2 separate regions of the Homo sapiens genome follow, and region 1 is linked to region 2. The links are chromatin contacts, found by Hi-C or POLR2A ChIA-PET in ENCODE. All regions are on one chromosome and are shown on one strand. The core of a region is the stretch at or near the end of the contact, and the rest is flanking DNA. Distances in the headings are between cores, read along the strand shown. Region 1 has its middle 46 kb from the start of JAK2. Region 2 has its middle 51 kb from the start of MIR101-2.

The links. A loop is a pair of places that touch in the nucleus more often than their neighbours do. ChIA-PET counts read pairs that join two places held with the same protein, here RNA polymerase II (POLR2A). Pooled maps may share reads with other maps.
Region 1: a map of ascending aorta shows a loop between it and region 2 (3-fold over the local background). The contact joins two enhancer-like sites. A Hi-C loop is called at or near these places in 4 of 168 maps with a recorded cell type or tissue (aorta, ascending aorta, cardiac septum and 1 more) and 3 of 50 pooled maps. POLR2A ChIA-PET finds 5 or more read pairs at or near these places in 1 of 52 experiments (activated naive CD4-positive, alpha-beta T cell).

What each region holds. Positions count from the first base shown.
Region 1 is chr9:4,935,414-4,942,714 of GRCh38, reverse strand. No RefSeq gene overlaps it. Among named protein-coding and RNA genes, the nearest start is that of JAK2, 46 kb to the left of the region's middle. Within about 2 kb of position 3,499, at least 4 of the 41 ENCODE cell types and tissues checked have a DNase peak (open chromatin) inside an H3K27ac peak, as active enhancers do.
Region 2 is chr9:4,897,121-4,904,652 of GRCh38, reverse strand. No RefSeq gene overlaps it. Among named protein-coding and RNA genes, the nearest start is that of MIR101-2, 51 kb to the right of the region's middle. Within about 2 kb of position 2,757, at least 7 of the 41 ENCODE cell types and tissues checked have a DNase peak (open chromatin) inside an H3K27ac peak, as active enhancers do.

The DNA of each region.
Region 1 (7,301 bases), core at 2,250-4,749, 37 kb before region 2:
TGCTTTTGCTTTCTACACTAAAACAAAGAAATAAAAAATTTTGCTGAGAAGTGTTCTCGTTTTGAAAAATTTAAAGCAGTAACATTTAGCTAAAAGCTTTTGCCTTAAATCAGCTTATTAAAAAAAAAGAAGAAGAAGAAGGAGAAAGAAAGCATATTTTTGTAGGGACCTGGAGCATAATAAAGTTTAAAACCACAAGGAACTTCTTTTCTTGAGTCACCTCTTCTTACCAAATAGTGGTTCCTATCAAGTGATTTCCTTTCAGAGTACATTTTACTCCCTACTTACAAACTCCTATAAACAAGTGTGTGTGTGTAACCCAAAGCCAGAAATCCACCTACAGGCCGGGAACAGTGGCTCATGCCTGTAATCCCAGCACTTTGAGAGGCCAAGGCGGGTGGATCACTTGAGGTCAAGAGTTCAAGACCAGCCTGGCCAACATGGTGAAACCCCATCTCTACTAAAAATACAAAAAATAAAAATAAAAAAAATAGTTAGGTGTAGTGGCACACACCTGTAGTCCCAGCTACTAGGGAGGCTGAGGCGCAAGAATTTCTTGAACCCCAGAGGCAGAAGTTGGAGTGAACCAAGATCGCACCACTGCACTCCAGCCTGGGTGACCAAGCGAGACTCGGTCCCCAAGAATAAACAACAACAAAAAAATCCACTTACAACTAGACCAGTTTCTACTTGGCTAAACACCCAGGATAGTCAAAGCTGGACCAGTTTCTACTTGGCTAAACACCCAGGATGTTTAGCTGTCCTTAAAATATATTGATACTGCATATTCTTTAAAAGAAATATATGGTAACAACTATTTTATTAAGTTTTCATTAGTCTAATCGAAAAATAGGATATTTTTCACACATGGAGATAATCCTACCTATTCTGCAAGTCAGTAGGTATTTCTTTCCAATTATTTAAATTAATCTGTTTGTACATTGTCCCTATGGTACATTAGATCATTGCTCTCAATTCTTTACCCCCTCCTTCTGTCAGGTGAACTTCTAATGGGAGTTATTTCCCTCTCTCATTGATGTTGGGCATAATTACATATGTGATTTGGTTTGATCAATTAAATGATAGCACACATGAGCATAGGCCTTAAGTAGTTTGACTTGGCCTCTTTTTTTTTTTTTTTTTTTTTTTTTTTAGACAGGGTCTTACTCTGTCACCCAGACTGGAGTGCAGTGGCACAATCTCGGCTCACTGCAGTCTCTGCCTCTTGGGTTCAAGCAATTCTCCTGACTTGGCCTCTTGCCTTTCATAATCCACCAGGAGAAGAATATGCCTCAGATAGCTAATGGGATTTGGGAACATGTGAAGCAGGCCTGATCCCAACTTGAGGCTTTGATATAAGCCCAGCTGTCCTGCAAAAGAAGCAGAGCATCCCAGATCATCCACAGGCTCATGAACAAGGAAAATAAAGGCTTATTTTTATGAGCCACTGAGTTTTGGAGCTGTTTATTACTCAGCATTGTAACAATAGCTGACTAATATATCCCATATTTCGTGTTCAGTGACATATATATCTGTGAAAATTGATTGATAGAATCATATCCTTATATTAACTCTCAGTCCCGCAATATGCAATGACAAGGAGCTTTGAAGACTCAAATAATCAAGTACAACCCAATGACCAGTGTTTTTTGCTAATATCAATGGGGACCCCAGACAAATAATAAACACTAGATAATATTCCATAATGAAGTTGGAGAAGAAGTAAATAGAGTACAAGAATCAACAAAAATGTAAGAAAATCCTAAAACCGTAAGAGCCTTATAAAAATAGCTGGAGTGGGCAAGAATGTGTGAGTTTAACCAAGCCATCTGCCTTCTGCTCCGCTGGCAAACAATTCAGTTATACAGTACAGCTCTTGATTAAATATAAAAACACTTCTCCCACCCTTTTTCTGTCATAATAATAATTTTGGTGCATTTCTTTGTATACATTGTTTTTTATATACTGCAAGAATTTTTCATGTGGCTAAAAACTACTGAGTCTCAATATTTTTCTGATTCGCTACCATTGACTTACCTAAGATATTTCCACTAGGACAATATAGATTACATATAATGTTTTTTTCATAATCGTTATTTGAAATGGCTGTATAATCTTCCATTGAGTGGATGCACCATAATCTAGTTAAACTATTTCCTGTTGTTAGATTTTAGGCTGTGACTAATTTTTCACTATTATGAATAATTTTCCTGTGAGAAGTGCAAACCGTAGGCATATTTTTTTAATCTCTGGATTATTTCCTTAGTACAAATACCCAGGAGATTCTACTAGGTGAAAGGATGAGAATATTTTAAAATCTCCTGATAGCCAGGTGCAGTGGCTTGCACCTGTCATTCTACTTACTTGGGAGACTGAAGCAAAAGGATCCCTTGAGCTCAGGAGTTCAAGAACAGCTTGGGCGACATAGCAAGACCCTGCCTCTAAAAATTACTAAATAAATAAAACTAAAAGATCTCAATACATATAGCTAAATCAATTTCTAAAAGACGTTTCTAATTCTACTGGTAATGTACTATAGTACTAACAAACATTAAATATTATTATAAATGTTGCTATGCTTTGTAGCCAAATGAATGGAAGGGGTATCTTATCACTTTTAAAATTAAAAGTGAGGTGGAACATTTTTCCATGTTTGTTAACTAGATGATCTCTTCTTCTCAATATCTATTTACTTTATTATACCACGAAGGACTTGAAGAGCTTTCAAGTAGTGTTTGTCAGTAAGAAAACATACTCTTTTTGTTTCTTTTTTATGTAGGTGTTTTGTGTGGGTCACTCCATGGATTCATAGGTGAATCTATTCCCTCAAAATGAATCTATTGGGAACATTCTTTAAAAAAAAACAAACAAACAAAAGTAACAGAGCAATAGCAAGATCTTTCTGAAAAAGAAATTGCTGGCACATTTTACCAGCATTTACCTTGATCCAAATCATTGAGTTTAGAGAGAGATCCAGTCAATTTAGCAAATCAGCCAAAAGCAACAGTATATGACAGATCAAATTCCATTGGAACAAATACCACACAGACTGGGCAATTCCAGGGGCAGATATAAGACAAATGAGGGGAAGTTGAAGGGAGATAAGATTGTTGGCTGATAGAAAGGAATTTCTAACAACTAACTCGAGCCCCAAATAGACAACAAAGGAGCAACAAAGATGCAAAGATGGTCAGGAGGAGTTTGGAGGATTCATGCAGGAGGGTGTGGGAGGCCTTGTGGTGAGTAGACTGGATAGGACCCCTAAAGTCCCTTCCAACTCTATTTTCCTTAGAGTGGCCCTTGGACCTGAACTTCCTGGTCCTGGGAATAGGAGATTGCTTTGTACAGGACAGAAAAAGAGGAAGAACCTGTCCCTCTCTTCTTGAGGGTGGGGCTGACCATAGTCAGAATTTTGAAATAGAGTTTATCTTTGGCATCTTCTCACTTCCCTTTCTGTACTTTTGCTTACCAGCTGCCCAGTATTCCGATGGGGGTGTTAGCCTCTAAGCAGTGCCACTCCTGCATTACTTCTTTCTCTTTAACCACTTCAAAACTCCCATTCTCTTAACACAGCTAACCTCAGCTAGCTGTTGAAAGGAAAGCAATCTGTTTGAACCATTTCACTCTAAAGCATGACCGACTGATAGTATCATGATCTTCCCAAACAGATACGAATTTTCAAAACAAGATGTTTCTAAAGCCAATGGCATCTTTAACAACATGTGGTAAATTAAACCCCACTTAATAACCCTTCTGAAGTTCAAGTTCCAGCTACATTAATTACTGTCCCTCAGTATTGAGGAAATTACTAGGCCATCCTGTGTTTCAATATTCTTATCAGAAAATGAGGAAGAAATACAACTAAACCATATAATTTATATAAGCTGCCTGGCATAATGCTTGACACATGGGTCTTATTGTTAGTTATTATTGTCCCCTTTGCAGTCATCCATGCAGAGGTGTAATCATGTATTTCTTACTCTCATAACGCATATTCCTTGGGCTGGGAGGTGAGTCTCCAAGTCAGAGTCTGGGCAGCTGACATCCTTGTTGTGTAAAAGGAGGATTTCCTCAAGTTCAGCAGCCTCTATTATCCTTTTCTATCACATTATTTCCTGCCATTACATTTTTTTCCATTCTCTTTACTTTGTGTTTTATTTGTTTGTTTGTTTGTTTGTTTGTTTGTTTGATGGTTGAATTAGGAAGTTAAATTTTGATTTGAAAGTTTGGTTAATTTATTCTCCATGTCTCTTCTTTTCTGATATGGACATTGAAAGCTATAGATTTCCCTCTGAACAACATGTTGACCATACCCCACAGATTTTGTAGAGTAATGCTTCTGTGCCCATTCATATTTATGTGATTTATAATTTCCATTTGATTTTGTCCTTAGCCCAAGAGTTATTTCATTATTGATTTGTAATTCATAAACAGTCTTATTATCTCTATATTCTTATAATAAATAAATGTAGCACTTTAGGCGTTAGAGGGCCAGCAAGCATTTGGTGGCTACACAGCCTCTTCTCTTCATCTTTAGAAATGATGGATCTCAAAAATTTCCATTAAGTACAGGTATGCTTTAAATGAAAATATGCTTCATTAAACATATTTTCAAAATAATGCAGTATTGTGCTTTCAGTAAACCACAGCAATAGCTATCCATTTAAATCATATCCTTCAACAACAAACCAACTTTGTTCTGTTAACATGGTGAAAAACGATAAAACCTATAATTAAAATAAAAGTATGCTAAGCCAGAAAAATAAAAATTGTGTGTGTGTGTGTGCACGTGTGTGTGTAAGAGAGAGAGAGAATGGGTGAGAGAGATTTATCTTCAACAATAAGCTAAAATTTGGCAATGTCTTATTAGTGGTTTCAGCCAAGGAAATCTAATTATGTAACTGTTGTTATTTTTATAGCCACATTTGTGAGTTCTCTAATGATTTTAAGATTGCCTTATCTTAATGAGAAAGCAGAACTGACATCCTCCCAAACTGGGCTAGTTGTTTACTTATTTGAAGATTTATCTTTTCCCTACAAGTACTAGAGTCCAAGTTATCAGCACGTTAATGTGACAGTTAAGAGGCCATACTCCACTGTATATTTGGATTGTATGGGGTGACCAGTGCTCTGGTTTGCCCAGGACTGGGGGTTTCCCAAGATATGGAACTTTCCATGCTAACATGGGGACAGTCCCAGACAAACAGACACTGTTGTTCACTCTACTTATTTCCCAACAAGTCAGAGCATTGTCCAGGCCCATCTTAACAAGCAGGTACACCAAGCTAACTATCATTGACTTTGTATGATTCAAGGACTACCAGGAAGACCATTCTGTCCCCCAAATTACCCACAGACTCTAATAACACTATCCTCTTTTCCAGCCGGAAACCTCTACCATTAGAGTCATTCCTTCAGTTTTCTTTTTACCTAAAATTACATATCAAAGACCTAGGCATTATCTTCAAAAGGCCTTTATTACAAAGCCCAAATCTGGAAAATAAGACAGTTTCGGACTCTGACATTTACTACATCCCAGGTACATTGGACTACTAAGATATAAGACATTTTTCTACCCATAGGACCATCTGATACAGGTGGGAGGGAGATGTGTGGTAAGTACTGTAGAGCAGCAGACATAAAGTGTTACAGGAGTGGGAAGGGGGATCCCTGGGTGATGGTAGCAGAGGGGAAGTCAGGGGTTTCAGGAGAGATGTGGTGAATGCAGAACTTAGGCCCACAAGATCTCATGCTCCAAAAATAGGCTGAGGGAGAAAGCCATGTCCAAAAAGCAAAATGTCCCTACTTTACCAAACTCTACTTTAAAACTGAGTTTTGAACTCAGAAATATCTTCTTTGACCATTAAAAAATCCTAATGTGAATGTTGGAAGAAAGATATGTGTGTGTTTAAATATATATTACATATTAACTAAATATATATTATATATTTAATTAAAATTAAAGTAAACTTAATAGTGTAAATCACTTATGAAATTCAAAGGGAACTGCAAACTCAATTAAAAACTATTTTTTTTCTGGGGAGAGTAGCAATTCAAAGACCCAAATACAAGAAAAAATTGTAGCTTTTGTGGGTAATGGGCTTGGCTTTGTCGTTGCTGTTGCTGTTGTTCTCGTTACTTGTATTTCTTTCTGTTTCATTTCCCAGAAATAAAAACTGTTTCCCTTTCATTATTTCCACTTTCCAAATTACATTACACACTAACTGAATCAGCTTTCATTCTCCGCTCACAATTAAAGCTTCCAACCCACATTTCCCTTCTCCTGATTTTTACATGTCAGAAACCTAACTGTACAATTGGTGCCAGCTTCCTAGTTTGCTCCTACTCTTTCTAACAGCACAGCTTGGCACTTTCTTCAGGAAGCACTATAACTGTTTAAGGAGATAATGGAGACTGATATATTTTACATTACCTACCTCCATGTTATGAGTGGGAAAACCAAGGCATATCAAAGTTCAGAAGTGAAATGGAATTCTTAGGTCACAAAAAGAATCATGCGAGGGAATTGTGGACCCCTCCACGAATCTCTTGGCCAGACACTCTCTTGATGTTTATTTAGAAGAGGTAACCCTAGGGACAAGAACAGGGACTGAATTGTGGAGAGGAATCACACATAGGGTAGAGGTTGTAGGTGATGTCTAAAGTCCCTTCCGAGTCTAAGATTCTGTAAAATTGCTTTTTTGGGGTTTCTTCGAACCTTGGCTTAATGAGCCTTTCCTTGTGCCAGGTATATTCTGAGCTGGGTGCCTTCCTCTAGCCGCTTTTCTGTAAGGAAACAACTGAATGACCCAACTCCTAAATCTGGACTTCCTGCTGCTGCTGCTCTCCCAAGTCAGAAATCAAACAAAAACTAACAAACATTAAACAATAAAAACAAAAACAAAAATTAACAAACACCGAGTGAGCATATTTTGTTTACTGGCTGCTAAACTAGGTCTGGGCAAAGTTTTAATAGTTGGCAACATGACAAGAAAAACGAAACTGTTAAAACACCATGAATTTAAAAAAATAAATAAATAAGGATAATTAAAGATGTCAGCAGGAAGTATTATACAGTGATGGGGGGTGAGTGTATTGGGATTCTGTGACCTTGAACAAATTATTCAAGATCACTAATCCTTTACCACATCTGTAAAAGGGAACAATAATGGTGCATTCCTCGTAGGACAGTCATGAGGTTCAAATGAGGTGATTATGTGAAATGCTTAATGGTGCTGGAAGCACAGAGCACATATTCAGACTTGATTCATCCATTGGCTTCTCCACATGCTCTCTGTCCT
Region 2 (7,532 bases), core at 1,508-4,007:
TCTGTCTCTGTACCCAACTCTATGCAAGCTGTGAGGGTTAAGCATATTTGTCTATCACCTGGAAAAAAAGCAGGAAAGAAAGAAAAAATGGCTAACTGCCAAGTGATTGAGAGCTACTATTCATGTCTGGATTCAATTTTCTTTCATCTTTCAAATGCAAAATCTATGCCCTTTTGTTCCCAGAGAATAAGAAGCAGACCCTTTTCCAGGTTTTTTGGCAGGATTAGGGAGGCACCTGGATTAGCTGAGGTGGTTCCATGCAGACAAATGAGGGACAATTGTTTAAATGAGAGGGACTGGCCAGGAGCGGTGGCTCGTGCCTGTAATCCCAGCACTCTGGGAGGTTGAGGCAGCAAGATTGCTTGAGCCCAGGAGTTTGAGACCAGTCTGGGCAACATAGCAAAACCCTGTCTCTACAAAAAGTATTAAAATTAGCCAAGCCTGGTGGCATGTGCCTGTAGTCCCAGCTACTCAGGAGGCTAAGGTGGGAGGATGACTTGAGCGCAGGAGTTGGAGGCTGCAGTGAGCCATAATTGCACCACTGCACTCTAGCCTAGGTGACAGAGCCAGAACCTGTTTCTGAAAATAAAAATAAATTTCCATAAATAAATAAGTAAATGAGAGGGACTGAAAGCAGCCAGATGAAGAAGCTGAGGAGGCTGCTAGGCAGATGTGGAGACCCAGATGTTGGCTGCTGTCCCTTGTTCTACCCTGACAAGCAGTGAGGTGACCTGCTCTCTAACACTAGGTAATCTTTCACAGTTCACCAAGCACTTGTACCTACGATAACTCCTCTGGCTTTTTCAACACCCCTATGGTGAAGAAATGGCAGGCATACACAATAAACACTATTTTGTATCATATCCCATTATGTTTCCAAGATTTGGAGTCAGACTAATGAGATCCAAATATTAACTCAGTCACTTCCCGCCAGTGTGACCTTAGTAAGGTAATCAACTTCCCTGTGCCTCATTTTTTGCACCATAAAACAGTGATAATAACACCTACTTCATAGGCTTGATGTGAGAACAAAATGAGATAGTACATGTCCTCAATACGTGGCCCAGCACAGAGTAACCCCTCAATAGATGTTAACTAATATTTGTAATCAGTGTTTCCTTGCATGATTTCTACCTTTGGTATCATGCCATGAAAGTTTTTTCTCTCCCTAAGATTACATATTCACTCAAATTTTCTTTTATGATCTTACATTTTACATTTCAATCTTTTACCTACTTAGAATTTATTTGAGTATATGGAAAAAGAAAGGGATCTAACTTTTTTTTCCAAATGATTTTGGGGCATAATACTTTAAACAACAAAACACAATGCCCAGCAAGGATAAGAACAGGGCAGTACTTTCCTAAGTAGGGGCCAGTTCAATTTTATCTTTTTAAAAATAATTTCTGGCCAGGCACGCCTGTAATCCCAACACTTTGGGAGGCCGAGGCAGGTGGATCATCTGAGATCAGGAGTTTGAGACCAGCCTGGCCAACATGGTGAAACCCCGTGTCCACTGAAAAAATACAAAAAATTAGCCAGGCGTGGTGGCATGTGTCTGTAATCCCAAATACTTGGGAAGCTGAGGCAAGAGAATTGCTTGAACCCGGGAGGCGGAGGTTGCAGTGAGCCGAGACCATACCACTGCCCTCTAGCCTGGGTGGCAGAGTGAGACTCCATCTCAAAAAATAAAAAATAAATAATAAATAATTTCTATAATGGATGCTTTTTCTCAAAAGGCTGTGAAATTATTGGATTTTCTTGGTTCACGTTGGTTTCTGTCATCAAAAATAATAAAAACTGATTTTATCTTCTCAAAATATTAAAGAAGAATATTCCAAAAGGAATATTCTATGAAAATAAAATAAGAAAAATAATAACAGGCTGGTTGTACCAACTAACTCCTATCTATTGCTGGCAGGAAGGAGCTGTAAGCAATCCGTACTTCTAGATATTTAAGGATGAAGCAATATAATGAAGAGGGGGAGAAACCTATCACAAACAAAATGTTTGCTTTTTATTTGGTTATGCCTACTTTATTTTTTAAATTAATATAGTTTAACAAAAATACATAATAGAGAACAAATTAAAAATTAAATTTTTTGGATTACTGGCAAGATGGCCAACTAGGAACAGCTCTGGTCTGCAGCTCCCAGTGAGATCAACGCAGAAGGCGGGTGATTTCAGCATTTCCAACTGAGGTAACCAGTTCATCTCATTGGGACTGATTAGACAGGGGGTGCATCCCACGGAGGGCAAGCCAAAGCAGGGAGGGACATCACCTCACCCAGGAAGCACAAAGGGTTGGGAACTCCCTCCCCTAGCCAAGGGAAGCCGTGCGGGACTGTGTCATGAGGAACGGTGCACTTTGGCCCAGATACTATGCTTTTCCCACAGTCTTCGCAATCCGCAGACCAGGAGATTCTCTTTGGTGCCTACGCCACCAGGGCCCTGGGTTTCAAGCACAAAACTGGGCGGCCATTTGGGCAGACACCAAGCTAGCTGCAGGAGGTTTTTTCCATACCCCAGTGGTGCCTGGAAAGTCAGTGAGACAAAATCGTTCACTCCCCTGGAAAGAGGGCTGAAGCCAGGTAGCCAAGTGGTCTAGCTCAGCAGATCCCAGCCCCATGGAGCCCAGCAAGCTAAGATCCACTGGCTTGAAATTCTCACTGCCAGCACAGCAGTCTGCAGTTGACCTGGGGTGCTCAAGCTTGGTGCGGGGAGGGGCATCCGGCATTACTGAGGCTTGAGTAGGCAGTTTCACCCTCACAGTGTAAACAAAGCTGCCAGGAAGTTCAAACTGGGCAGAGCCCTCCGCAGCTCAGCAAAGTCGCTTTAGCCAGACTGCCTTTCTAGATTCCTCCTCTCTGGGCAGGGCATCTCTGAAAAAAAAGCAGCAGCCCCAGTCAGGGGCTTCTAGATAAAATGCCCATTTCCCTAGGACAGAGTGTCTGGGGGAAGGGGGAGCAGTGGGCACAGCGTCAGCAGACTTAAACATCCCTGCCTGATGGCTCTGAGGAGAGCAGCGGATCTCCCAGCACAGCGTTCGAGCTCTGATAAGGGACAGCCTGCTTCCTCAAGTGGGACCTTGACCCCTGTGTCTCCTGACTGGGAGACACCTCCCAGTGGGGGCTGACAGACACCACATACAGGAGAGCACCGGCTGGAATCTGGTGGATGCCCCTCTGGGATGAAGCTTCCAGAGGAAAGAACAGGCAGCAATTTTTGCCGTTCTGCAGCCTCTGCTGGTGATACCCAGGCAAACAGGGTCTGGAGTGGACCTCCAGCAAACTCCAGCAGACCTGCAGCAGAGTGGCCTGAATATTCGAAGGAAAACTAACAAACAGAAAGGAATAGCATCAACATCAACAAAAAGGACATCCACTCAGAGACCCTATCCGAAGGTCACCAACATCAAAGACCAAAGGTAGATAAATCCACAAAGATGGGGAGAAACCAGTGCAAAAAGGCTGAAAATTCCAAAAACCAGAATGCATCTTCTCCTCCAAAGGATCACAACTCCTCACCAGAAAGGGAAGAAAACTGGACGGAGAATGAGTTTGACAAATTGACAGAAGTAAGCTTCAGAAGGTGATTAATTACAAACTCCTCCGAGCTAAAGGAGCATGTTCTAACCCAATGCAAGGAAGTTAAGAACCTTGAAAAAAGGTTAGATGAATTGCTAACTAGAATAACCAGTTTAGAGAAGAACACAAATGACCTGATGGAGCTGAAAAACACAGCATGAGAACTTTGTGAAGCATACACAAGTATCAATAACCAAATCAATCGAGTGGAAGAAAGGATATTAGAGATTGAAGATCAACTTAATGAAATAAAGTGAGAAGACAAGAGTAGAGAAAAAAGAATGAAAAGGAACGAACAAAGCCTCCAAGAAATATGGGACTATGTGAAAAGACCAAATCTATGTTTGATTGGTGTACCTGAAAGTGTTGGGGAGAATGGAACCAAGTTAGAAAACACTCTTCAGGATATTATCCAGGAGATCTTCCCTAAACTAGCAAGACAGGCCAACATTCAAATTCAGGAAATACAGAGAACACCATAAAGATACTCCTTGAGAAGAGCAACCCCAAGACACATAATTGTCAGATTCGCCAAGGTTGAAATGAAGGCGAAAATGATAAGTGCAGCCAGAGGGAAAAGTCGGGTTACCCACAAAGGGAAGCCCATCAGACTAACAGTGAATCTCTCTGCAGAAACCCTACAAGCCAGAAGAGAGGGGGGGCCAATATTCAACATCCTTAAAGAAAAGAATTTTCAACCCAGAATTTCATATCCAGCCAAACTAAGCTTCATACGTGAAGGAGAAATAAAATCCTTTACAGACAAGCAAATCCTGAGAGATTTTGTCACCACCAGGCCTGCCTTACAAGAGCTCCTGAAGGAAGCACTAAACATGGAAAGAAACAACAAGGACAAGCCACTGCAAAAACACACCAAATTGTAAAGACCATTGACACTATGAAGAAACTGCATCAACTAATGCACAAAATAACCAGCTGGCATAATAATGACACGATCAAATTCACACATAACAATATTAACCTTAAGTGTAAATGGGCTAAAATCCCCAATTAAAAGACACAGACTGGCAAATTGGATAAAGAGTCAAGACCCATCAGTGTGCTGTATTCAGGAGACCCATCTCATGTGCAAAGACACACATAGACTCAAAATAAATGAATGGAGGAATATTTACCAAGCAAATGGAAAGCAAAGAAAAAGTAGGAATTGCAATCCTAGTCTCTGATAAAACAGACTTTAAACCAACAAAGATCAAAAGAGACAAAGAAGGCCATTATATAATGGTAAAGGGATCAATTCAACAAGAAGAGCTAACTATCCTGAATATATATGCACCCAATACAGGAGCACCCAGATTCATAAAGCAAGTCCTCAGAGACCTACAAAGAGACTTAGACTCCCACACAATAGTAGGGAGACTTTAACACCCCACTGTCAATATTAGACAGATCATCAAGACAGAAAATTAACAAGGATGTTCAGAACTTGAACTCAGCTCTGGACCAAGTGGACCTAATAGACATCTACAGAACTCTCCACCCCAAATCATCCAAATCTTCAGAATATACATTCTTCTCAGCACCACATCGCACTTATTCTAAAATTGACCACATAATTGGAAGTAAAACACTCCTCAGCAAATGCAAAAGAATGGAAATCATAACAGTCTCTCAGACCACAGTGCAATCAAATTAGAACTCAAGATTAAGAAACGCACTCAAAACCGCACAACTACATGGAAACTGAACAACCTGTTCCTGAATGACTACTAGGTAAATAATGAAATTAAGGCAGAAATAAATAAGTTCTTTGAAACCAATGACAACAAAGACACAATGTACCAGAATCTCTGGGACACATTTAAAGCAGTGTGTAGAGGGAAATTTATAGCAGTAAATGCCCACAAGAGAAAGTGGGAAAGATCTAAAACTGACACCCTAACATCACAATTCAAAGAACTAGAAAAGCAAGAGCAAACAAATTCAAAAGCTAGCAGAAGACAAGAAAAAACTGAGAACAGAGCAGAACTGAAGGAGACAGAGACATGAAAAAGCCTTAAAAAAATCAGTGAATCCAGGAGCTGTTTTTTTGAAAAGACCAACAAAATAGATAGAACACCAGCCACATTAATGAAAGAAGAGAGAAAAATCAAATATACGCAATAAAAAATGATAAAGGGGATATCATCACCAATCCCACAGAGATACAAACTACCATCAGAGAATACTATAAACAACTCTACACAAATAAACTAGAAAATCTAAAAGAAATGTATAAATTCCTGGACACATACACCCTCCCAAGTCTCAACCAGGAAGAAGTTGAATCCCTTAATGGACCAACAACAAGTTCTGAAATTGATGCAGTAATTAATAGCCTACCAACCAAAAAAAGTCCAGGACCAGACGGATTCACAGCTGAATTCTACCAGAGGTACAAAGAGGAGCTGGTACCATCCCTTCTGAAACTATTCCAAACAATAGAAAACGAGGGAATCCTCCCTAACTCATTTTATGAGGCCAGCATCATCCTGATACCAAAACCTGGCAGAGGCACAACAAAAAAAGAGAATTTTAGGCCAATATCTCTGATGAACATTGATGCAGAAATCCACAATAAAATACTGGCAAACTGAATCCAGCAGCACATCAAAAAGCTTATCCACCACAATTAAGTCAGCTTCATCCAAGGGATGCAAGGCTAGTTCAACATACACAAATCAATAAACATAATCCATCACATAAACAGAAACAATGACAAAAAACACGTGATTATCTCAATAGATGCAGAAAAGGCCTTTGATAAAATTCAACATCTCTTCCTGCTAAAAACGCTCAATAAACTAGGTATTGATGGAATGTATCTCAAAATAATAAGACCTACTTATGACAAACCCACAGCAAATATTATACTGAATGGGCAAAAACTGGAAGCATTCCCTTTGAAAACCCGCACAAGACAAGGATGCCCTCTCTCACCACTCCTATTCAACATAGTGTTGGAAATTCTGGCCAGGACAATCAGACAAAAGAAAGAAATAAAGGGTATTCAAACAGGAAGGGAGGAAGTCAAATTATCTCTGTTTGCAGATGACATGATTGTATATTTAGAAAACTCCATCGTCTCCGCCCAAAATCTCCTTAAGCTGATGAGCAACTTCAGCAAAGTCTCAGGATACAAAATCAATGTGCAAAATTCACAAGCATTCCTATACACCAATAACAGACAAACAGAGAGCCAAATCATGAGTGAACTTCCATTCACAATTGCTACAAAGAGAATTAAATACCTAGGAATCCAACTTACAAGGGATGTGAAGGACCTTTTCAAGGAGAATTATAAACCACTGCTCAAGACACAAGCAAATGGAAAAACATTCCATGCTCATGGATAGGAAGAATCAATATTGTGAAAATGGCCATACTCCCCAAAGTAATTTATAGATTCAATGTTATCTCCATCAAGCTATCTTTTACATTCTTCAGAGAATTGGAAAAATCTACTTTAAATTTCATATGGAACCAAAAAAGAGCCCACATAGCCAAGACCATCCTATGCAAAAAGCACAAAGCTGTTACCTGACTTCAAACTATACTACAAGGCTGCAGTAACAAAAACAGCATGGTACTGGTACCAAAACATATATAGAGACCAATGGAACAGACCAGAGGCCCCAGAAATAACACCACACATCTACAACCATCTGATCTTTGACAAACCTGACAAAAACAAGCAATGGGGAAAGGATTCCCTATTTAATAAATGGTGTTGGGAAAACTGGCTAGCCATATGGGGAAAACTGGCTAGCCATATGCAGAAAACTGAAACTGGACCCCTTCCTTACACCTTATACAAAACTTAACTCAAGATGGATTAAAGACTTAAACATAAGACCAAAAACTATAAAAACCCTAGAAGAAAACCTAGGCAATATCATTCAGGACATAGGCATGGGCAAAGACTTCATGACTAAAACACCAAAA